Regions from separate parts of the Mus musculus genome. Here all the other regions are linked to region 1. Evidence: chromatin loops called from intact Hi-C (ENCODE). Cell type or tissue: gastrocnemius. All regions are shown on one strand.

Region 1 (8,000 bases):
AACGCAACCTTCGAGCTTCTCTTTCTGACTCCAATAGGGTGAGCACGTCACCCTCTCGAACGGGGCCTTTGACATTTCGGATGATAGAGCGGCTGGTGTCATCCATGAATTCCACTCGCACCTACAAGCCCAATACAAGAGTTAAATGCTGCTACTTACTAGTGGGGTGGAAAGGTAATATGGACCAGAGCCTGGGACAGGGGCTGGTCAGGTCAGATGGTTCAGCAGTTACAAGCATTTGTTACTCTTAAGGTCTCATTTGCCAGACCAAAGGCATTGAATCACTCACATGATAGGGTCTCTGTAGCCTGATCTGACCTTGAAATCCTGTGATCCTTCTGGAATTACAACACCCTCCCCACTTACAATTTTATCTGGGTGCCTCCAACTTACTTCAGGCTGGCCCTGATCTACGGGTCCCCCTACCTTAGTTTCTTAATTAGCTGTGATGGGAGACCTGGGTATAAGCCAGGGGAACGAACGGTCAGGGCATCTTTAGCCTAGGCTTGTCTGTCTCCTGGAGTAGGTGAGATGCCCTACCGTTCTTGTTCTATGTGGTGGACCGAGGCAAGCACACTATCAACAGTGGCCCAGGTTTTTTCGGTACTGGATCATTTTGTAGCCTAAGCTTGACTGGAACTCCAAGTGAACTTCCTTAGACATCTTTAATTACTAGCTTTGAGTTCAGTACTCAAGTTTTTTCGGGTTCTTTGTATGGTAAGCAAGTCTACTACTGACACACAGGTCCCGCCAACTCCACCTCTTTAAAAACCAAATCTTTTAGCTGGGCAGTGGTAGCCCGCGCCTTTAATCTCAGCACTTGGGAAGCAGAGGCAGGCGGATTTCTCAGTTCGAGGACAGCCAGGGTTACACAGAGAAACCCTGTCTAGAACACCCCCCCCCCCCCAACAAAAAACCACCAAAGCTTTCAAAGGCAGTCTTACTACGGTATCCGCGTTTCTTACAAAGTCATATCCTCCCTGAACCTAGCTACTAGAATTAAACGTCACCAAATCCAGTTATAATCCTGGTACTCGGGAGGACTCCGCTCCGACCCCAGGAAGTGGTCCGAATGTTCCCATCACTCACCTGCGTGCACTGTCCCTGCGAACCGGTCCTGCCCAGCACTTTGGTTACCTACAGGAAATAAGGGAAAGTTAGGCTCGACATGTTCAGCTTTCTTCTCTCTTTATTCAGGTTTCTAAACACCCGCAGTCGCCTCACCCTAGCCAGCTTGATGGGCTGCACGCGACTCGTGTCCATGATGGCGGCGATCTGGCGGAGAGGAGTCACGTGAGCAGGGGATGCCTTTTATAGTCGGCTCTGACCACGCCTCACTTTCGCTCTCGCGAGACCGCACGCGGTACCCAGGAATCCTCGGGACAGAGTCGTCACCAGCGTCCTTCGGAGCGGAAGGAATATGGCGTCCGCTACTCGCGTTATCCAAAAGCTGCGGAACTGGGCGTCTGGGGTGCGTGTGCTGTTCCGATCCGGGCCGGGAAGGATTTGGGTTCTGTACGCCCTTGAATCCTATCCCCCTTAACATCTCCTTAGTTCAGTGGATAATCCAGGATCCCTGAATTTGTGACTCCAGTAGTCAGACTCAAGGTCCTAAATGTTTTTGGCCGGGTTACTGGGATTTCCTTGGCCTTAGATTGCCTGGCTTTAGCTCCCCCCCGCCCCGCCCCTCTTCCTATCCCTTTCTCTCTTCGCCTCATTTGTCTCCCACGTGAGACCAGGTGTTTCCTCATCCCCCGTATCAGCTTGGAATCTTTGTTTGTTTGTTTGTTTTTGTTTTTGTTTTTCTTTTTCGAGACAGGGTTTCTCTGTGTAGCCCTGGCTGTCCTGGAACTCACTTTGTAGACCAGGCTGGCCTTGAACTCATAAATCCGCCTGCCTCTGCCTCCCGACTAGGATTAAAGGCATGCGCCACCACGCCCGGCTATCAGCTTGGAATCTTGTGCCCCTGTTTTTGGAAGGCTGAGGACCAGTTTTTAGATTTTGGAAGAAAACAAAGAGGTCAGGGAAGCTGTAGATCTCTGCAGCTCCTGGGAGGTTGGAGATGGATAAGAGGAGAGATAATTTAGGGTCCAAGAAAGGAGGTATATCTAGCACTGGAGCTTAGTAAGCAACTGTTTGGGTGAGAATTCCCATAATGTTAGGGTAAGCACGTTTAGTATATTGACCCATATACAGAGGAGATTTTCTTTAAAAGGAAGGCTTTTTAGGTTAGATCTTGGAAAGGCTGGAAACTTAGCCTTAAAGTTTTGTAAGCCATGCCCTTGCCTTTCTTCATATGCATGACTTGTAAACTTACCCTAACTGGCTACTTCTGTTCGCTAACCCTATCCTGGGGTTCCCTAGTTTCTGACTTCTTCTCTCCTCCCACAGCAAGACCTGCAGGCGAAGCTACAGCTGCGCTACCAGGAGATCGCCAAGCGGTGAGCAGGCCGTGCTTGCTGCCTTCATCCTGACATTCTTCCACCAAACCCAAGGCTGGCCATAGTGGTACAGTCTTTAATCCCAGCACTCGGGAAACAGGCAGGCTGAGTTCTGAGTTCAAGGCCTGCCTGATCTACATGATGGGTTCCAGGTTAACCCCTGTCTAATAAACAAACGTGAAAAAACAACCCTAAATTTGCTGTTCTCTTGAACTTTCCTTGGAGAATTGAGCAGAGATCTTTCTTGTCAGGCTGTGAAAGCAAAAATTTAACTTTTAACTTCATTGGGTTGTCTTGGAATAGTTAGGAGATAGGTTGTATTATTTGTTGGTCTCTTGGGTAGCTTTGCAGTCTTCATTGTGACCACCCACATGAAATGCTATGTTCTCAAGCTACTGAAGGGGGAGGATGAGGCCCATGTAGGCCAAGTCATTGCTTAAAGTCAGTTTTGATCACATTTATATACTGATGAGTCTTTGCCTTGTCCTCAGGCTTTTGGATGCCAATACAAACGAGTGTTCTTGCTTTGTGGGGTTGGTGGCTTTAGCACTCAGAGACTCCACCTCACTTTGCTGAGTTCAGAATGAGCCCCTGTGTGAAAACCCAGCAGACGCCAAGGGAGGGAAATATCTGAAACAGTGCCCAGTCTGGTCTCAAAATTGTCGTGTAGCTGCAGTATGGCCTTACACTCATGATCCTGCTTCTGTCTTCAAAGCGCTGGGATTTCAGCAGTAGATACCACTATACGTATATAGCAGTATACGTATATAGCAGTATACTAGGTTTACGTAGTGCAAGGGATGCCTTTATCAAGTGAACTACACCAGCCCTCAACTTAAATTCTATCTTCATCTTTTTTTCTTAAAAGATTTTTAGATTTATTTATACTCATATGTGTGTTGTGCCTGCATGAGTTTATGTATATGGGCCTGATGCCTGTGAGTTCAGGAGACTGCGTGAGAACCCCTGGAACTAGAGTTTCGGGTGATTGTGAGCCACTATGTGGGAATCAAATTCTGGTTCTCTCCAAGAGTAACAAGTAAGTGCTCCACCCAGAGAGCCATCTCAACAGCCTCATAATTGTCTTTATTTCTTTTGTGGATGTTGTCAGGGAGGGATAAATACAGCATGCATTAAAAAAACATTTATAAAAACAACATTTATCTATCTATCTATCTATCTATCTATCTATCTATCTATCTATCTATCTATTTATCTATTTAAGGCAGGTCTTACTTTGATCAGTTTCACATGCTGAATTGGCTGGGCATGTGTTCCTGTTCAGAGGCAAGCTCTTACACTGTAGTCCTGAATGGCATGGACCCCAAGTTGGCTTGAAGGCTGTAAGGGAAAGGAGTTGCACGGATTTACTGGAAATACAGGCAGGAGCCAGCTTCTTCGGGGTAAAGGCGCCCTCTAGTGGTTCACTTGGGTTTTGGCATTGGACAAATGTTCTTTTTACTTTGCTGTGAACAGATGAACATATATGTGAACATAGCATATATGTTCTTCAGGCAAATTCTAAATTTCACAGATGTGTTTGTCATTTTAGAACTTTATAGCTTTTTCCTTTTTAATATTACTGGAGTTATTGTTTATGTTTGTGTGTGTTTGTGTATAGGTCAGAGGAAAACTTGTGGTAATAGTTCTTTTCTTCCCACTATTTGGGTCCCAGAGATTAAAGTCAGGTCATCAGGCTTGGTGGCAAGCACCTTTACGTGCTGAGCCCTCTGCCTGGCTATCACTTTTTTTTAAGTTTTATTTTGTTTTGTGTGTGGATGTTTTATGTGCATGTATGGCTGTACAGGCATTATATGCATACAATATCTCTGAGGCCAGAAGTTGTTGGATCTCCTGGAACTGGAGTTATGGATGGTTGTAAGCCACCATGTGGGTGCTGGGAACTGAACTGGGGTTCTGCAAGAAATGCTGCCTATTGTGCCACCTCTCCAGTCTCCAGCCTTTTCCTCAAAAGACAGGGTATCACTGGGCAGCTCAGGCTGTCCTGGAACTCGGCTCTGCACCTCTCCTGCTTCAGTGTCTTGAGTACTGGGACTGTAGTGGTGTACCCAGTCAGTATCCAGCCATATGTCTCACTTTACCTTTTTTTAATTTTAAAAGGGTTTTTGTTTTGTTTTGTTTTTTTGACAGAGTTTCTCTGTGTAGCCCTTGGTATCCTGAAACTTGCTTTGTAGACAAGGATAGTCTTGCATTCAGAGATCTGTCTTCCTCTGCTTCCTGAGTACTGGGACTAAAAGGCATGTACTCCAGCTAATTTTAGGAAATTTTTAGGTTTTTTGAGATGGGGCTTCTTTGTGTAGCTCTGGCTGCTGTGGAATTCTATTTGTAGACCAGGCTGGCCTAGAACTCAGAGATCCTCCTGTCGCCTGTCTGTACCCCCTTGAGTGCTGGGATTAAAGGTGTGCTCTACCACTGCCTGGCAGTCTTAGGACATTTTAAGCTAGGCATAGTGGTACAGGCCTTTAAATCCTAGGACTGGAATGCAGAGGCACGTGAACTCTGAATTTGAGGCCAGCAGCCTGGTCTATATAGAATTCTAGGACAGCCAGAGATCTTATCTCAAGAAAACAAAAAACCCAACCTCCCCCCATTATTAAATAAACTATATAAGTCATATAAATTGTTTCTATGCATATGTGTGAAGATGTTCCTGTTTGCATACAGAAGCCAGGAGAAGGCATTGGATCCCATGGGACTGGAGTTGCAGGCATTTGTGGAATGCTGTGCTTGTTATGCATCTGCTGGGATCTACACTCTGTTCCTTATGATTGCATAGCATTTACTCTTAATGGATAAGCTGCTGTCTAGCCTTTGTTGTTGTTTCTTTTTTTGTTTAATATTTTTTAGACAGTTTCATGTAACCCATGCTGACTTGGAGCTTCCGTTGCTGAGAATGACCTTAAGCTGATTCTTTTGCTTGCTCTTCCTGTGCATTGGTATTTTGTCTGCACGTCTGTCTGTGTGAGGCTGTCAGGTAACCTGGAGCTGGATGACAGACAGTTGTGAGGTGCCATGTGGCTGCTGGGAATAGAAACATTGTCCTTTGGAAGAGCAGCCAGTGTTAACTGCTAAGCCATTTCTCAGCTCTGCCATATTTTTTATTTAAAAAATAAAATGGCTTTTACATTTTTAAGGAGAACTTGCTGGGTAAAAATGGTGGCCAAATTTGAAATGTAGCCAAATAAACAAATAAAACCCAACTGTTTATGAGCACCCACCTTTGTCCCTGGGAATTTTCCTTTTTGTTTGAAGTTCAGTGTTTGCTTTCGAGGCCTTAGGCTGCTTGGTAAGCTCAGGGTTAGCCCGAGGCCAGGCTGAGCTTTGTTCCATGTAACCCTCTGCTTCCCTCTCCAGGGAATCTTGGCAGTAGACCACACAGTGGCAGGAAGGCCAGGAACTTGGATGAGTTCCCAGGGCAAGGTGTTCTTTGAGTAATAAGCCTTTATCCCAGCAGGGTGATTTAAAGGGTTCCTGAGATAACAAGGAATTAAAAAGTTCTATGACCTAGTCTTTGGGGGTGGGGAGAAAGGCACTTCAGTTGGGTAATCTGGGGCTGTGCTTCAGTGTTAGAGACTACAATTGCTGGATGAGGGATGGTCACAGCTTGGCACTCTGACCTGATTTTCATAAGCATGTGTAGGTAGGAAGGAAGGCTGCTGCTAAGCTTAGCTTTGTGTTGGGGATAGGAGCATGTCTAGGTCTCTTCTTTGTCTTGGGAACTTCAGTAAGGGTCCTCTATACCTAACCATATTTGAGACTTAGAGGGACTGGGGTGGAGCATATTTCTGTAACCTGGCTTGACGACTTTTTTATATATAGATTAGTGTCTGCTGCTTGGTTTCTCGTTCTAGACGCAGGTATAGAATATGATAATGCAGCAAGACATGACTTTGGCCTGCAGCCTCCCTTGTAGCTCCAATCCTCAGTCTTGTAAAGGAGAGTGCCAGTGAGAGGGACTGTCACATTGTTTCAGTGCCAATGTTTTTTTCCCTCAGGACCCAGCCACCTCCGAAACTCCCCGTGGGCCCCAGTCACAAGCTGTCCAACAATTACTACTGTACTCGTGATGGCCGCCGGGAAGTTGTGCCTCCCTCAATCATCATGTCCTCACAAAAGGCCCTGGTGTCAGGCAAGGCCGCCGAGAGGTAAGGATCCTCAGTGTCCCCGTCCAGAGCTCTGTGACATCCCCTACTGCTATTGGCTTTACTCTGCGACGTCCCCTACTGCCACTGGCTCTTCTTCCCTGGCAGGTAGAAACATGCTTTCCACAGTCCTGGTATAGTGGGGCAGGATTGTGATCCCTGAACTAAGGAGGTTGAAGCTGAGAAAATCAAGAGTTCAAGCCAGGGCTGAGAATGTAACTTACTTAGTAAGCTACTTGTCCTATGAGCATTGAGAGTTTGATCCCCAGAACCCAAGTTAAAAAAAATGACAGGGGCCTGGTAGTGTGTTTGTAATCCCAGCGTTGGGGAAGTGAAGTCAGGCTGAGGTAGGAAGTTTACAGGTTCCAGGCCATTCTGTGTGGTATAGTTAGGGGTAGTCTTAAAACAAGTTGAGGAAGGTAAGACGGCTTAGTGGGTAAGGCACTTGCTGTCAAACTAGATGACCTGAGCTCATGGATCCATGTGGGAAGCAGAAATTCAGTGCCTGCAAGTTGACTTCTGACGTGACATGCATGTCCAAAAATGATTATTAAAAGAACCCCAAAGGAACCCAAGGGAAAACAACCTACTTGGTCCCTGTTCTCAGGGGTCTTTTCTTAGGATAACAGTAGTATTCATGAGGTTCATAGGAGGCCATAGTCTGGAATGAGTTTCTGTGCTAGATCCAGCAGACCAAGACAGAAAGGCATTTACTCGGTCTAAGCCACCGAGTGAAGCTTAGTTGTGTATCTAGCCTTCTAAGAAACCAGGTCACAGTCAGTTCCCTGGCAGAGCAGGTTTTGGCTGGCATGATAATGAAGGTCCCTCTGGTTTAGCCTTTGTAAGGAAGGTAACTTTGAACTGACCAATCTCTTTGTTAGGCTTCTGCTTCCTTCAGTCTTTTCCTGTCTATATGCTCTATTTAACAGAGCTCTCATTCTGGTTTATAGAATGAGGTTCAAGGACTGTCGATATGTAGCATTTAAGAACACTTGTTGATCTTGCAGAGGACATGGGTAGGGCTCCTAGCACCTATGCGGCAATTCATAACTTTCCTTAACTCCTGTTCCAGAGTATCTGATGCTCTGTAGGTACCAAACATGCAAATGGTACACACACTTATACATGTAGGCAAATTACCCATATCCATAGACATACCTGTACACATAGACTTACAAAACACATAGACATACCAATACACTTAGAAAAAAAAAGAATGAGACGCTGAGACCAGATGCAGTGGCACACATCTTATATCCCAGCACAAGGGATGGCTACAAGTTGGAGGCCAGCCTAGTCTACATACTGAGTTCCAGATCTATTGGGAGTACATAGTAAGACCCTGTTTCAAAACACACACAGAGAGAGAGAGAGAGAGAGAGGGGGGGGGGGAGGG
Region 2 (8,000 bases), 290 kb before region 1:
CCTGCCTGCTTCTCCATTGTCTCTTGCTCTCTTGCTTCCACCTTTCTGTATTGATACTTAGATTGGTACCTTTAGATGGCAAAGAAGTAAGGACACATTCACATCCTTCATGCCGCCACTGGGCATTTTGGGAGGGACAAAAATGGGATTTGGAGGACAAGTAGAGAAAAACTGAGTTGGGACAGTCAAAGAGAGATGTGCTGGCAAGCAATAAAGACTAGAGTCTCACCAATGGCACCACCAGCCATGCATCCTGCCGTCGGTGCATCAGCACCTTGCTCTTTGATGTGTAAATGAGAATAATGAGATGATACAGGCAGCACATTTACCTAGCACCCAGCACCCAGTAGTTACTAAAGAAAACTACTATCTCTGCTTTTGCTCTTTAGTTTTGAGGCCAAGGAGCATGTGTATGCAGTTGTGAAAGCCAAAGGTTAACACTGCTGTCTTCCTCGGTGGCTCTCCATCTTTTTATATAGTTTTTATTTATTCCTTGAGGATTCCATATGTGTGTACAGTGTGTTTTGAGCATATCCACCTTCTACTCTTTCTCCCACAACTCTTCCACCCATATTGTCCCTACTATGTCTCCCAATCTAATTTCATGTACTCTTTTTAAAGACAGGGTCTCACTATCCTTAGCTGGCCTGGAACAAACTCTATAGACTAGGCTGACCTGAATCTCTCTATCTCTGCCTCTGAGTGCTGGGATTAAAATTGTGCCACAAAATCTAGATCATTTTTTGGGTTTTGTTTGTTTTCCTTTAACCTAAATGCTTGGAGGAGAAGAGACCATCAACCAGAGCCACATCGCTGAAGAAAACTACCCCTCCCTCCCCCAGAAACCATTAACTAACAATAGCTCCTCAGCTAGGAGCGATGCTTCGTGAGCCCCTCCCTCATTGTTCTCTACCTTTCGTTTTGAGACAGGATCTCTCACTGAACCTGGAACTTGTAGATTCAGGGTTCCACCTGTGCTGGGGCCACAGATGAGTGTGTGCCCTGTGCCTGGTTTTTGTTTTGTTTGTTTGTTTTTAAATGGGTGATTGAACTCAGGTCCTCATGCTTGAATGGCAAGCCCTTTACTAGTTGAGCCATCACCCCACTATTCTGTCTTTCACTGTTCTGGGCTCCTCTTAAGACTCGGTCTCTCTTGTTTCTTGGAGGTCAGGTTGCCAAACTTTTCCAGGACTCGAGTCTGGGAAACATCGTCAACATCCTGGTCACTCGCCTCATCCTGCTCACAGAGGACCAGGTAGGGGTCTGGGGTGTGTTTCACCCTCTCTCTATCCACATCATTGCTGGCTGATGTCCCAGAGTGGCAGAGCACCCACGCACCTCAACTTTCCCATCCCCAGCCCACCCTGGAGATCACCCACCATGCCGGGAAGTCACTGGACAGCTTCTGTAAGTGGCAGAAATCCATCGTGAGCCACAGTGGCCATGGCAACGCCATCCCAGAGAATGGTGTGGCAAACCATGACACAGCTGTGCTCATCACACGGTAAGGAGCAGGAAGGACTCCAAGGCTGAGGCCAATGGAGCAAGCAGAGAAGGGATCATCAGAGTCCAAGGAAGGGGAACAATTGCTTGTGGAGGATAGAAGGAGTTGGGAGCCTGTAAGGAGCCAAGGAGAAAATGCAGAGAGCCTGAAAATGGGAGGGGACGTTTGAGCCCTAACCACGAAGTCATTTATTCCATTCAATCACTTAGTCATTCATGTACTATCAGCATCCTCAAGACCAACTGATTGGTTCTAGGAGGGGCACAGCATAAGGCTTAGGCAACACTCAGTCGTCAAAGCTCAGCACTGAAGGAAGTAGGAAGCTACAAAAGACCTTGTCGCTCGCTCACACAGGTGCACACTCATACACAAGCACACGTGCTCCCACCTGTCCTTGTCTTCTACGCCAAAACTGAGGCCTCTGGCATCAGCCAAGGAGGCCACCCAGCACTCTCACTGCCCTCTGTTTCCACAGCTATGACATCTGCATCTACAAGAACAAACCCTGCGGCACTCTAGGTATTGAGTCCCATTGGTTCCAGGCACCATGGAGGGTGGCCTTGATCCTGGGGTGAGACCTCCCGTGGTGGATAGCCTGCACAGCCTTGGGTCCCTTGACCCACCCCACGTTCCCCTTTCCCAGGCCTGGCCCCTGTGGGTGGAATGTGTGAGCGTGAGAGGAGCTGCAGTATCAATGAAGATATCGGCCTGGCCACGGCTTTCACCATTGCCCATGAGATCGGGCACACGTGAGGCCAGGGGACACAGGATAGGGGAGGATCCGAGGATCTGGGTTGGGTTCCCTTAGTTCTTAGCAGAGCTGATACTCTTCTCCTCAGATTTGGCATGAATCACGATGGCGTGGGAAACGGCTGTGGGGCCCGTGGGCAGGACCCAGCGAAGCTCATGGCTGCCCACATTACCATGAAGACTAATCCATTCGTGTGGTCATCGTGTAGTCGAGACTACATCACCAGCTTTCTGGAGTGAGCATGGGACACATCGCCCACTTAAGTGGGGCACAGATATGTTGGGAGAGCTGACTCCACCACCACACCTAGCTGGTATAACCTTGAGGTCATGACCGTGTAGCCCCTTGGCATGACAGCTGTTTTTTTTGTTTTTGTTTTTGTTTTCTAATCACAGCTCGGGCCTGGGGCTTTGCTTGAATAACCGGCCTCCTAGACAGGACTTCGTGTACCCAACGGTGGCTCCCGGCCAGGCCTATGATGCTGATGAGCAGTGCCGATTCCAGCATGGAGTCAAATCGCGTCAGTGTAAATACGGGGTAGAGAGAGCCTTCCTGCTTTCCTTCCTGAGAAGGGGAGGTGGCCACAGGGTGGAAAGTTTCACTGGAAGCCCTTCTAGGGAAACAGAGGGACAGGACAGCAGGGGAAGGGATGAAATGAACTCCATACTCCCTATTGGGATATGGGAGGACCAAAGTGTGTGGCGTATCCACTTACCAAGCAGACCAACAAAGAGTGAGAATAAGAATGTAGTTCTGAGCTTGGGGAAAGCACTCGGTCAGGAAGGGGTTTGCTTTGCAAGCCTAAGGTATGATCAACAAAACCATATATAAGCTTGGCATGGTGGCACATGTTTATAAACACTGGGCAATGGGGAAGCAGGGGTAGGTAGATTCCTGGGGCTCACTGGCCAGCCAGCCTACTTGGTAAATTTCAGATTTGGTGAGAAACCTTGTTTCAAAAAACAAGAAGGATAGCTACCTAGGAACTATCCTGAGGTTGTTGGCTTCTGGCCTCAACATACATGTGTGCCATGCATGTTGGAGTACCTGTACACATGGGTGTATACACACACACAAACACACACACATAATGGGATGGCTTACATGTCTGGACAGCTAATTTGAGGGCTAGATTAGAGTGCCCCCTAAAGGCCACTTGTGGGCTGCAGCAACATAAGACCTCTGAGCAACATATGCAGATTCTTGGTGAAATAGTTTCCCTAGAAATGGGGCTACTACTGTACTTGCCAATGAACCGGAGAGAGCCTTCCAGGGACTCTGACCAACTCCCTTATCTTCCCTGAGGTTCAGACTCAAAAGTTCCATCTTGGCATCAATAAGTGAGCTAGGGCAGGGTTGTATGTGTTGCGGAGGGGGCACGGGGCTCACACCTTTAATCCCAGCACTCAGGAGGCAGAGGAAAGTGGACCTCTGTGAGTTTGAAATAAGACTGCCTGTCTGACTTCATAATATAACAAATTCCAGGCCTGCCAGTGCTATGTGAAGTGAGACCCCCCATCTCAAAAATATGAGCTGAGTAATTGGGAAAATACCTCAGTGTGCAAGAGCACTTGCTACATAAACAGAAATGTCTGAGTTCAAAATTCAAGCACCCACATGAATCCCTAGGACCCCTAGTGCTAGGGGGAGGGGGAGGGTAGAGACAAGCTACTGGGACTTCTAGCACTTTGTTCAGTGAGAGACCTTGTGTCAAGGGAATAAGGTAGAAAGAGATAGAGAAGAAAAAGAAGTGAGTTGGGGTGCAGAGGACCCCACTCCTAACTTTCCCTCCCCACTCCTGGAAGCTAGAGATCTGCTGGCTTCCTGTGTTGGTGACAGTTCAACCAGTTAGCGCCTCTCCTGCCCAGCTCCATCATTTCCTTAATCACACTCTGACCCACTTCAGCTTTAGCCCTAGTAAGCCTAGCCCAGCTGCGGTCTTCCACACTCTCCACAGGCAGCCTCTGAGTTTGCACAGCTATTCCCAAGGTTGGTGCAAAAGAGACCAGGTGGCTATCAATCTGCTCCTCGCTTCTCACTATAACACCAAGAAATAAATCCCGAAGCAAGCAGTATTTTGACATTTTTACTTTATTTCATTTTTAAGATAGGGTCTCACTATGTAGTCCTAGGTGGCCTGGAATTTGCTATGTAGACCAAGCTAGCCTAACACTCTCAGAAATTCACTTGCTGCTGGGATCAGCGATCTGTGCCACTGTGCATTGCCAGACATTTTTTTTTAAGATTTATTTATTTATTTTATGTATTTGAGTACACCATTGCTCTCCTCAGACATAGCAGAAAGAGGGCATCAGATGCCATTACAGATGGCTGTGAGCCATCATGTGGTTGCTGGGAGTTCAACTCAGGACCTCTGGAAGAGCAGTTGGTGCTCTTAACCGCTGAGCCATCTCTCCAGCCCCATTGCCAGACATTTTTACTCTTGGCCCACCCCACCTTTATTTTGCTGGCCACCCCAGCACATTCTAAGGAATTCTGGGTCTACCTGTGAATGTCGTCTGTGTCTTGGAACTTAACAAGGATGATAGTAGTTTAAGTCAGCATTTTGCTTCAGTGTTGAATTTTTCCTTTATGCGTTATGTGGAAGCCATACATACATGTGGAAGCCATACATACATGTGGAAGCCAAAGCATTGCCTTTGGAAGTCAGATCTCCTACCAGAGGTTCTAAGACTCAAACTCGAGTGTCATCAGGGTGGTTTTACCTACTGAGCCATCTTGTCAGCATAGCTAGATTTGCCTCTATCTCCCTATCTCCTTTAGATGTCGTTGTATTCTTTATGTGTTTGTGTGCCTGTGTGTCTATAGACAAGTGACTGGGGGCTGGCTAGCTAGGCGAGCAGCATCAGATCCCTCAGAGCTGGAGTGGCTGGTGTTTGTGAGCTGGGATCCAAACTGATCCTCAAAATAAGCAGCATGTGCTGTTGACTGCTAGCCTATCGCTCTACACCAACACCCCACACCTGGACCACTCTTTGACTTCATATTTTACAAAAGGATATTGAGGAGAGCAACTGTCCGAATCGCAAGCTTGATCTGAGACTGGCGATGTGTTAAACGGAACCGTTTGTTTACTTGTGTCATTACTTTTTGAAACGAGGTTTTTCATTGGCCAGGAACCAACCTGTCTCTACCTCTTCGATGTGAGAATATACAAACAAGTGGCATCGCATATCTGGCTTTGTTTGTTTGTTGAATGGCACTTAGATTTTTATGCATATGAATATTTTTCATGTGGGCATGGGTGGATAGGAGCTGGGCTGAGTCGGTACTGTGTTTGCCTAGCATGTATAAAGTCTGGGCTCTATCTAAGCACTTGAGATGGAAGGTCAGGAGTTCAAAGTCATCCTTTGCTACAGAGTCTGATGGAGGCTACCTGGGATAGAATAAGAATAATTGGTTAATATGTGGTGAGCTTAATTCCTGGTCCAGCACTATCTGTGTCCATTGTTATCCAATGAGAGGACATTTGTATAAGCCGTCTCATTGACATTGTCAGAAAACAGGTGTTGAACTGGTTGACTTACAAATGGAAAAACAGGCCTAGTTAAGGGCTGTGAATTCCAAGTCAGTACAAAGTTGAAATCTAGAGTAGCCCAGGAATTATTACATATATGATAGAGTAGCCCAGGAATTATTACATATATGATAGAGTAGCCCAGGAATTATTACATATATGATAGAGTAGCCCAGGAATTATTACATATATGATAGAGTAGCCCAGGAATTATTACATCTATGACAGTGTCTCCTTGTGAAGCAAAGGTCAAAATCAGGGCTAGAATAAATACATCTTAAGGGGTGTTAGAAATGGGGTTGAAGCTGAAATGGTTTCATATTTTTATAAGTGGCCATGAAAATATAAGTCAGGTGAAGACAGAAAACGTGGCATGTCCCTGTGAGGGCCAGAAATCAGATACTCTTCTAGAGAGAGCTGTCGTTTAAGGAGTGTTTTTGAAATGTGTGTGCAGGTATTTCTTGAGCTGACCCTAGGGTGCCTTCCTATAGCCATTGCTTAGTTCAAATCCAGACCTTCAAATCCAAGTCTCTCGTCAGCCTGGAACTCAAGAGATTTGCTTGGAAAGGTTTTGTTCAAAGAGGATTACAGGTGAATCCTTGGAACAATTCTGAGAGGGTGGGGTAGGAGGTAGGCTAGAATGTGAAATTTCACCCGCCATGCCTAAGCCTGGTCAAACTTCTCTCCAGGGATACTAACCTTGAGCTGAATAATCAAAAACAGCTTTCGGGGACTGCTTCAGTTTTGTGCAACAAATAAATGACCTGATCCAGCCCAAGCAGGACTCAAAGGAAATAGAGGAACAGCCACACAAATTCAGCCAGATCCTACGTAGTCTTGAATCTGCCACACATTCTCACAGCTGAAAAAAACTACAAATGAAATTCCAGCCCTGACTTTTCAAATTGTTCTCTCCTGTGTTGCTTTACTGCCGCCCCCCAAAGTGAAAATCCTTGCTGTCTTCCATAATAGGTCCCAGATTTGGGAAGAACCTGAAGTCAAAGATCTGGGTTAGACTAGGCTGCGAGTGGTGTGACACCTAGCTAATGTCAATGGGTTGGTTTTGGGTTTTTTTGGTTTTTTTTCTGTAAAATTACACTTACTTATTTTGGGCGTGTTTATTCTCCAACATGTATTGAAGTCAAAGGACCATTTCAGGAGTCATTCCCTCCATTCACCATGTCGATCCTAGGGCTTGAATTTGGGTCTTCAGGCTTGGCAGCAGTGCCTTTACCTGTTGAGCCATCTTTATATCCTAGAAGGACATTATCTTTCCACATCATGGTTTTTCTTGCACCAAAATAAGTGTCACAATGCTCAAAGAAATTTTTATAGCAAGTATAAATGTTCCATACATACTGACAAAAAAGAAGTATCAGGCCATGATCCCAAAGGGGGATTGTTAGGACCCAGGAAGGTGCTGGGTCCCCCAAGGCATGTCTGTGGGATGACAGTGAACCTGAGAGGTCTCTTCCATTATGCAGGAGGTCTGCAGTGAACTGTGGTGTCTGAGCAAGAGCAATCGGTGCATCACCAATAGCATCCCAGCTGCTGAGGGAACACTGTGCCAAACACACACTATCGACAAAGGGGTAAGCACCAGCCAAGACCTTTCGCCTGTGCCCTGCCTTCTCTGCCTGAGCCCAGAGCCCCTGGCATCTCAAGTCACACCTTTCACAGCCATGTCTTGAACAATGTTAGCTCCTTGGCCATGCATCTGGATCCAAGCTGTGATGCAGTATATCGGACTCCCTGCCTCCGGATACAACCTTTCCTCATGTCACACCTCCCCATTTCAGAGTGGACTGCACCTGTAATTTGGGGGATGGTGGACAGAAAAGAAGCATTGGACCCAGAGCTCTGTAAAGTCACACTCATCCCTTTCATCCTCTTCCCCTTTCCCTCTCTCATCCCTCACTCAGTGGTGCTACAAACGAGTCTGTGTCCCCTTTGGCTCTCGGCCAGAGGGTGTAGACGGGGCCTGGGGCCCTTGGACTCCATGGGGTGACTGCAGCAGGTCATGTGGCGGTGGTGTGTCATCTTCTAGCCGTCACTGCGACAGTCCCAGGTCAGCCCTTGAGACACTCTCCCAAAAGTGAGGCAACCCTCAACCTCCTCACCACTGCCTCATCTCTCCATTGTCCCCTGCTCCTTCCAGGCCAACCATTGGGGGCAAGTACTGTCTGGGCGAGAGACGAAGGCACCGG
Region 3 (8,000 bases), 140 kb before region 1:
AATGCCTTTATACTGCTCTATTTAGTATACTAAATATGCATGGTAGTACATGCTTTTAACCCCAGGGCTAACCTGAGCTCCAAGCCAGCCTAGACAATAAAATGAGTTCCAGAACAGCCAGAGATACAGAGACCCTATCTCAAGTAAAACAACAAAAACAGAAAACAAACAAAACCCCACTGTCATCCTAACATCTCTTATGTCTTCATGACACCCCCATACCTAATTCTACTCATACTATTTCTGGAATTTCTCAATATATGGAAAAATCTCAATACCCTGAAATTCTGATCACATCTTCTGGGACAAAAATACATCCTCCCTCTTGAAAATAATCTTTTACATAAAGTCCCCCCCCAACAGAAGGCCTTTAAATTCAGAGCTTAATGGAACACTATTCTAGGTACAGATTCTTCCCCTATCAAAACATATAATCAGGTCCATTTCCAGTGTAACTCTATAGCCTGTATCCATAGTAGCACACAGGCTTGCTGTGAGAACCAAAGAATTAGTCAAGAAGTATGGTAGTACATACTCATACTCTCAGAATTCAGGAATAAGAGGGAGGGGGAGTATGGTAAATTAAGAGACCAATCTACTGTGGTGTTTCAGATCAACCAAAGATACATAAGATCTTGCCTTAACAAACAAAAACAAAAACAGTAGGATTATGGTGGCTCTCTGTGAATTCCAGGACAGCCAAGGCTACATAGACAAACCCTGTCTTAATTCCCTCTCATCAAAAAAAAACCCAAAATAAAAGTGCAACATTATTTTTCTTTGTTAATAAACATCTGCCAGGCATAGTAGAGAACACCTTTAATTCTAGCACTGAGAGGTGATCTCTGAGTTTAGAGCAAACACAATCTAGTTTAAAGCAAACATGATCTAAAGTGAGACCCTGCCTCAACAAATATAAATTGAGTACAAAAAGATACTAAGACAAAAAGCGAGTTGGTATACGTTAAGAGCAAAATATGTAAGGACCAGTACTGTGGGTAACAAAGAGTTAAGAGTCATACATCCAAGTCTGAATAATATATTCTCTCATTTTTAAGTGGAGGCTACTACTAAGTCACAAGTCTTTAAAAGAATTAGCACACAGCACACCAATAATAATTTTGAGGTGTAAAAAGGGAGACCTATTTGCTCCTAGCCTTTCTGTATTGTATTCACTTGGGAGGTTTTAAAACATTCCAACCATTGTCCATCACAGAAGAAACCTAAGCACTGAACTCACTACAAACTACCAAAGTGACAGTTCAGTTTTAACTAATACTGCAAAGCAGAGTAATATGAGAGTCCATTTGGGAAGCCCTTGAAGAGAGAAAAAAAAGTAAAAGCAAGCTTATCTTTGCAGGCTGGTATCTGTTTCTGTAGTCATTAAAAAAAAAAAAAAATCAAAGGACAAAGTAACAGCAAAGCTCTAACAGCACACACTCAAATAATACAGAGCTTCCATTTCTAATCTTGAGCTAACAATCTAATGTGCCTTAAAAGTACTCTTCACCAAGTACACAATCACTTTTAAAAAGTACAGGAAATAAGAGTAGAGCATGATGGTACACATATGTATTCATAGCACTCAGGAGACAGAGCAGCAGGATTCAAGGCCAGCCTGACCTACAGAGTGAAATGTTGTCTGAAAACCCCAAACAATGGGGCTGTAGAGATGGCTCAGTGGTTAAGAGCACCCATAGTTCCCAACTTCCTGTAACTCCAGCTCCAGGTGATTTGACACCCTTTTCCTGCCTCCAAGCACTGGCACTCACCTGTGTGCATACACAGAACACTTAAAAATAAAAAATAAAATTAGGTATGCAGCTCAGTGGTAGAGTTCTTGCCTAGCATGCAGGAGGTCATCAATTGATCTCTACTATCAAAAACTAAATAAATGGGCTAGAGAGATGGCTCAGTGGTTAAGAATATTGGCTGTTCTTCCAGAGGGCCTGGATTCAAGTAATAGTACCCACATGACAGCCAACAATTGTCTAAAATTCTAGTGCCAGGAGACCCAATGCCCTCTCTTGGCCTCCATGTACATGCATGTTGTGCATAGACACATACGCAGACAAAACATGCATTCTCATAATATTTTTAATAAAAAAAAAAGCAAGCTAGTGAGAAGGTTCACTAGGTAATATACATGCATACTTAACAAGCACGAAAACCTGGGTTCAAATCTTAGTCAAAAGGTGGGAAGAAAAAGACACTCTGTGCTTTTAAAAGAGTTTGTTTCAAGAACTTTGTGATGCAAAAATAACAATTATTTTTCACCCACACTACAAAACTAAGTGCTGCCACTTTCTCAGGTATCCTCCATTAAGCCAGTCTGAGACCACTCAGGTTCTTTCCCACAAGGGCTATTTCATCTGATACTTCCTATGCACATTCTGTCTGTCAAATGACTCAGCCACAAGTTATCTATCTGAATACAGACAGTGGAAATTTAAAACTGTACCATAGGACCGTGTTCTATTAAAAATGCAATCTTTCATATAGAAAGGCTCTAGCGGCATTGCATTCTATATATAGGAAATAATTTTTTGCCCCTGCAACAGGGTTTCTTTGTGTAGCCCTGGTTGTCCTGGGCTCTGTAGACCAAGCTGGCCTTGAACTCAGATAATCACCTGCCTCTGCCTCCCAAGTGCTGTGATTAAAGGCATGCATTACCACTCTGGACAGAAATTAACTTCCTTAAAGCTTTTTAAATAAGGCCCTCTGAAATCCTAGAAAGTGAACCAGACGTGGTAGTACACACCTGTAATTCCAGCAACTGGGTGGAGGTGACAGAAGCAGAGGCGTTGTTCTGAATTCAAAGCCATCACAGTCTACACTGTAGACTCTACAGTTTGCCCAGGCATCTAACTCAAAAACTGAAAACAACAAAGACTAGAAGAGGGAATCTGATCCTACAAGGCATCTCTATGACAAAAGCTGAAAAATCTGAACATGAGACTAACTAAAGGTGCTCAAGTGTAGCTCAGAGGTAAGAGTGCTTGTCTAGCATCCTCAAGACCCCGAGTTCCCAAGAGGATGGAAGGGAAAGTTAAAAATGAGCACACTCCTAAGCTGAGCCTTTCTGGTAGTAAAGAGAGGCCTCTTTATCCTTTTAGTACTATGGGGTGAACCCCAGGACCTTGTGCATCTTGAGTAACTACTCTATTAATGGGCTATAATCTACACACTCATACACGACAGGCAAGTACTTATGTAGCTTAGGCAAATCTTGAGCCGAATCAGCTCTGGAACTCACGCAGCCTCTCCAGTGCTGAATAACACACAAGAACCAGTTAACCAATGGTGTTTTACTTCTCCCTAACTAAGATAAAAGATATGAAATTTCCTCCAGTAACAAAATAGCCATTACTTGGTAAATGCTTCACTAACAAGTGTTTTAAGTACTCTCAACTCCCAGAGTCCTAAAACTTCCCACCTTATACATTTGATGGAAAACAAAAATTCAGAGACATGGGCTGCTGATTTTAGAACCAAAATGTTTCTCCAGACCTCCTCAAGCTGATATATTAGTATATCAGTATGAGGAGAGTTTCACAGGAGCAGAATCTTATGGTTTCCTCCTTGAAGAAAACTTTTTAGGGCTCAGAAAGACCACCCTGTGGTCTGATATTAGGAATCGAATCTAGGGACTTTGGAGTGCCAGGTTATTGCTATGTTTTCATCCCTCTTTTTGAGAGTTAGGGTCTAGCTCAATTTCCCAATGACTAAATGGCAACCTAGACTGAACTCACTCTATATAGTCTGGCCACACTTTGCACTCTGGATCCTGCAGCTTCCCACTCCTCCCAAAAGGCTGGGACTCCTCAGGCCATGCTAGGACACTTATAATAACGAATCAAGGTCCCTAGACAGATCTCCAAGCAGGATTCCAAAAAAGGGATGATGACGTCTGTCTATTTTAATTTCTGAAACCCCGAAGTGGTGCCTCTACCCGAACACTTTAGGTCTGTTGCTAAGGATGAACACTGAGCAAGCAAAGACCATTTCTCCCATTGGTACCAACTGCACTTTAGGAAGTAGGACTATAAAGAGGGGAAAGAACTCCAGCCCAGGAGCCCGGGTCCGGGGCCATTCTAATGGAAGAAGCACTTCTTGCAGAATGAGGGTAACACCGGTGTCTCGGAACCCCGCAACAAGAGTCATGTCGACACCTTCCGGGTCGCGCCGCCGACCGTACACGTGACACCTCGCACGCGCAAGCCTCCCGCCCCTAACTTCTCAGATCTGAGAAACTGAGACAGAATACTTCCACTACTATGGATTGTATGCTGAAGGGTTGAAACTACACAGTCTTAATGGTTCAACCCTCGAGACCCCAGTGAGAGGTGCTGCGGGCCCTGATCTCCCGCAGCCCGCGCGCCATCACTGCTCTGAGAATAAAATACCAGGCCACAGGCCTGAGGCCTCGACGACGCGCTCAGACAGCCAGGAGGCTGAGGCAGCGGAGGCAAGCGCTGTCGGCAGGGGGCGATCCATTAGGCTCTCCTGGCTTCGTCGTCGTCACAGCCTTGGCCGCCCCCAACTCTCGGCAGGGAAAAGGCCTGCGCAGACGCCGCGCCGCCGTGGGAGAAGAGAAAGCGGCCCACAGACCTAACGGAGCTGCGAAGTAACCTGGCTGGAGTTAGAGAAGGATCAATTGCTGTTAGACTACTCACCCCTTCGGGCCCGGAGCTCCGTTGCCGCTCGGCACGCAGGGCGCGCCGCTCTCTTCCTCCATTTTGGGTTCTGTCGCCGCCACTTCGGCTGCCGCTTCGACCCCTGCCGCCATTTTCTCCGCGTCTGGGCTTTGTGTGAGGGAGCGGGCTCTGTCGAGCTGCGCCTGCGCGCTCACGTGACCCCGAACGACCAGTAACGCCTCCTTGTGCGGCGACCGGCTCCCGCTTCCTGCTCGCCTCGGGTCACGCCCCCTGGACGTCAGGCCACGCCTCCTCCAGTGGCAGGCCTCACTTCCCGATGTCCGCAGATACAGTTGGGTTGTGGGACAGGGGGAGAGATATGTGTCGCTCATTCGAACTTACAATACGAGCGCACATACGGACCTAGTCGGTCCAGCTTACTTTATATTTTTCCGTTTTGTTTTACTCATTAGCTTTCTTTTTTGAGGCAGGGTCTCACTATGTAGCCCTCCAGCCTCTCCCTACCTACCAAGTGCAGGAAATAAAGGCAAGCACCACCACGCCTGGCCTTTTCTTTCTTTTTCTTTTTTCAGCAACTTCATATATGTATATCATGTATTTTGCGCTTGCTTGGGGTTTTGCTGTTGTTGTTGAGACAGTTTCTAGCCAATACTGGCCTTGAATGTCTGAGCTGCCGCCTACACCTCTTGAGTGCTAGAATGATAGGCCAGAGGAACCAGGCTAATCAGTGCTAGGAATTGAACCCAGTGATTTGAACATGCTAGCAGTCTATCAACTTCAATCCCTGACCCTATACTGTTCTTTTATCATATTCACCTACCATTGCCCTTTTATTTCCCGCATTTCCACTGTACCTTCTTTCCAACAAGTTCCTCCATGTACCTCCTTGTCTTTGTTTTATGACCTACTGAGTTGGGTTTGCTTGCAAGAGCATAGATTAGGGGTTGATTTATTGGGGCAACTAAATAGGTGGCTACAACACTGAGGAAAATGACACCTCTTTCCTCCAGCATCTACTACCAATAGATCTTCAGGGAAGGGTGAAGCCTCCCAAGGCTCCCCCACCCCAACATGATGAGGTTCTATCTTGTGCAAGTAACCACAACTGCTTTGACAATGTCCGTGGCATGTCAAGGAGAGATCAGCTTTCCTTAAATGGAGAAAAAATATAAAAATTATGTTGGCAGGAATTATTTTTATTGGGGGGGGGATGGAGGGGGAATGATTGAATACAGGCTTTGAGCATGCCATGGCTGGCATGTGGGAATTGATTTTCTCTTTCCAGTAATCAAATTTAGGTTGTCAAACTTGGCAGCAAACATCTTTACCCACTAAGACAGAGCCAACCCTGCATGCAGAATTCTTGACAGGTTAATATCAAACTAAAACTCTCCATGTAATTCAAAGCATTAGAAGAGATGTATAACAGAAACCTCCCTCCCACCCTTTTCCGACTCCTCTTTTCCCCTTCTTTCCCCTCCCTCCCTCCTATTCTATCTCTCCTTACGGCACCACCCTGACACCATTTCCTGGGACCCTACATTCCAAAGTTATGATGAGAAATAGGTACCAAGCTTGGTAGGCCAGAAGAGTGAAGATGCTTGTGTGTTTTTACATAAATTTTTTTTTTATGGATATCAGTTCACCAGTCACCCAAGGCCTGATCACATCAGCTCTGTTCCTCAATCATATTGTTCCAGTCACGAAGTCTCCCAACCTGCTCTTCCTATGGGCCAGATTCCAGCCTCTGAGTCTTTACTTTCTGAAAAATTGACTTCCCCTTGAGTTTCCAGTCAGGGCAGCAAGATACTACCATGCATGAGCCTGTGTACTAGGCAAGAGATGGGTGCAGAAAACAACAGGGAAGACCAGACTGTACTGGACCCACTGGGATGATGAGACTGCTTTTCTGAGGCTCAATTTGCTCATCTGGAAGTAGGGTTAATGAAAGACTCCTGCCAGACAGTAGTAGTACACACCTTTAATTCCAGCACTTGGGGGTCAGAGTAGGTGGATCTCTGTGACTTTGAGGCCAGCCTAATTTACAGAGTAAGTTCCAGGACAGCCAGGGCTACACAGAGAAACCCTGTCTCAAAAACAAAAACAAAAAAAAACCCAGTAAGTAAGCAAAATGCTCTCCAGAAACCACCTTTTAGGGCTGTCCTGCGCATACAATGCAGGAAAATGCCAAGAGCCCTGGGCTGTTACATAATTCAGCATGCAACAAGAACTCAAAAGTGAGCTGGCCCGGCATGGTGGCACATACCTGTAATCTCAGTGCTCCAGAGGCAGGCACTAGAGGAGTACCACAAATTTGAGAATAGTCTATTTATATTATTCCAGGGCCAACTAAACAAAAGAGAATGAGGAGCAACTGAAGCTGTTATTACCACAGCCATATTCTACATCTCTCCTGAGTCTGCCAGAGGGTAGGGCACAAAGCTTAACACTGGGGCATCCCCAGCTCCTAAAGATGTAGAACTTCAGATAAAGGTCTTCATATGTTGAGCCTCTGTCTTCCCACCTTTAGAAATCAAGGTAATAACTTCTTCCCCAGAGAAGAGGAGAGATATGAAACAAGCTCAGATTTGGGTCTCATCCATGGTAATCCCAGATTGGTATAGAGAGTATTATCATTAGTTATAATGAATTTATGGGATCTGGCAAATTGGAAATAAAAAATATGTGAAAATTGTTCTTACCTTTTTCCTTTTGGAATGGAACCAGGACTTCCCACATGATAAAAATATTTTGTACCTATGATGGTTTGTATATGGTTGGCCCGTGGAGTGGCACTGTTGTAGGTGTGGCCTTGTTGGAGTAGATGTAGGCTTGTGGGTGTGGACTTTAATGCACTTGACCTAGATGCCTGGGAGTCAGTCTTCCACTAGCCTCCTTTAGACGAAGATGCAGAACTCTCAGCTCCACCTGCACCATGCCTCCCTGGATGCTGCCATGCTCTTGCCTTAATGATAATGGACTGAATCTCTGAAGCTGTAAGATAGCCCGAAATTGGATGGTGTTCTTATAAGAGTTGCCTTGCCGGGCAGTGGTTGCACATGCCCTTAATCCCAGCACTTGGGAGGCAGAGGCAGGCGGATTTCTGAGTTCAAGGCCAGCATGGTCTACAGAGTGAGTTCCAGGACAGCCAAAGCTATACAGAAAAACCCTGCCTTGAAAAACAAACAAATAAAAAAAAAAAAGAGTTGCCTTGGTCATAGTATCTGTTCACAGCAGTAAAATCCTAAGATTGTACAATTGAGTTACATACATGGCCCTGGTATACTGTCAAGTTTTTATTATTATTATTATTATTATTATTATTATTATTATTATTATTAA

What was found. Peaks named below come from ENCODE experiments on the same cell type or tissue, not always from the same donor. Only the 100,000 strongest peaks of a DNase experiment are listed, where the experiment ranks them.
Region 2: it touches region 1 in a loop (2.2-fold over the local background); 2 of 42 quality-filtered maps call a loop at or near these places.
Region 3: a loop joins it to region 1, with 2.1 times the contacts of the local background. A loop is called at or near these places in 3 of 42 quality-filtered maps.

The regions. Positions count from the first base shown.
Region 1 is chr17:33,823,210-33,831,209 of GRCm38, forward strand. Rps28 (ribosomal protein S28) reads right to left here and starts at 1,353. Exons shown (of 4, transcript NM_001355384.1): 1 at 1,225-1,353; 2 at 1,090-1,137; 3 at 1-121. The coding sequence starts at 1,263. It overlaps Ndufa7 (NADH:ubiquinone oxidoreductase subunit A7), which reads left to right and starts at 1,363. Exons shown (of 4, transcript NM_023202.4): 1 at 1,363-1,471; 2 at 2,392-2,441; 3 at 6,458-6,607. The coding sequence starts at 1,421. In gastrocnemius, a CTCF peak has its summit at 3,864 (motif pointing left); DNase peaks (open chromatin) are centred at 1,347, 1,892, 3,848 and 5,839; H3K4me3 peaks cover 3,144 bases; H3K27ac peaks cover 5,922 bases.
Region 2 is chr17:33,535,921-33,543,920 of GRCm38, forward strand. Adamts10 (a disintegrin-like and metallopeptidase (reprolysin type) with thrombospondin type 1 motif, 10) reads left to right here. Exons shown (of 25, transcript NM_172619.4): 6 at 1,172-1,255; 7 at 1,359-1,504; 8 at 1,980-2,023; 9 at 2,148-2,253; 10 at 2,344-2,490; 11 at 2,651-2,792; 12 at 7,278-7,385; 13 at 7,716-7,861; 14 at 7,952-8,000. Among named protein-coding and RNA genes, the nearest start is that of Myo1f, 16 kb to the right of the region's middle. In gastrocnemius, a CTCF peak has its summit at 3,408 (motif pointing left); DNase peaks (open chromatin) are centred at 2,702, 3,402 and 7,784.
Region 3 is chr17:33,680,591-33,688,590 of GRCm38, forward strand. It overlaps Hnrnpm (heterogeneous nuclear ribonucleoprotein M), which reads right to left and starts at 4,868. Exons shown (of 16, transcript NM_029804.3): 1 at 4,677-4,868. The coding sequence starts at 4,789. It also overlaps a transcript of Marchf2 not described here. In gastrocnemius, a CTCF peak has its summit at 4,473; DNase peaks (open chromatin) are centred at 4,204, 4,535 and 4,880; H3K4me3 peaks cover 3,125 bases; H3K27ac peaks cover 2,071 bases.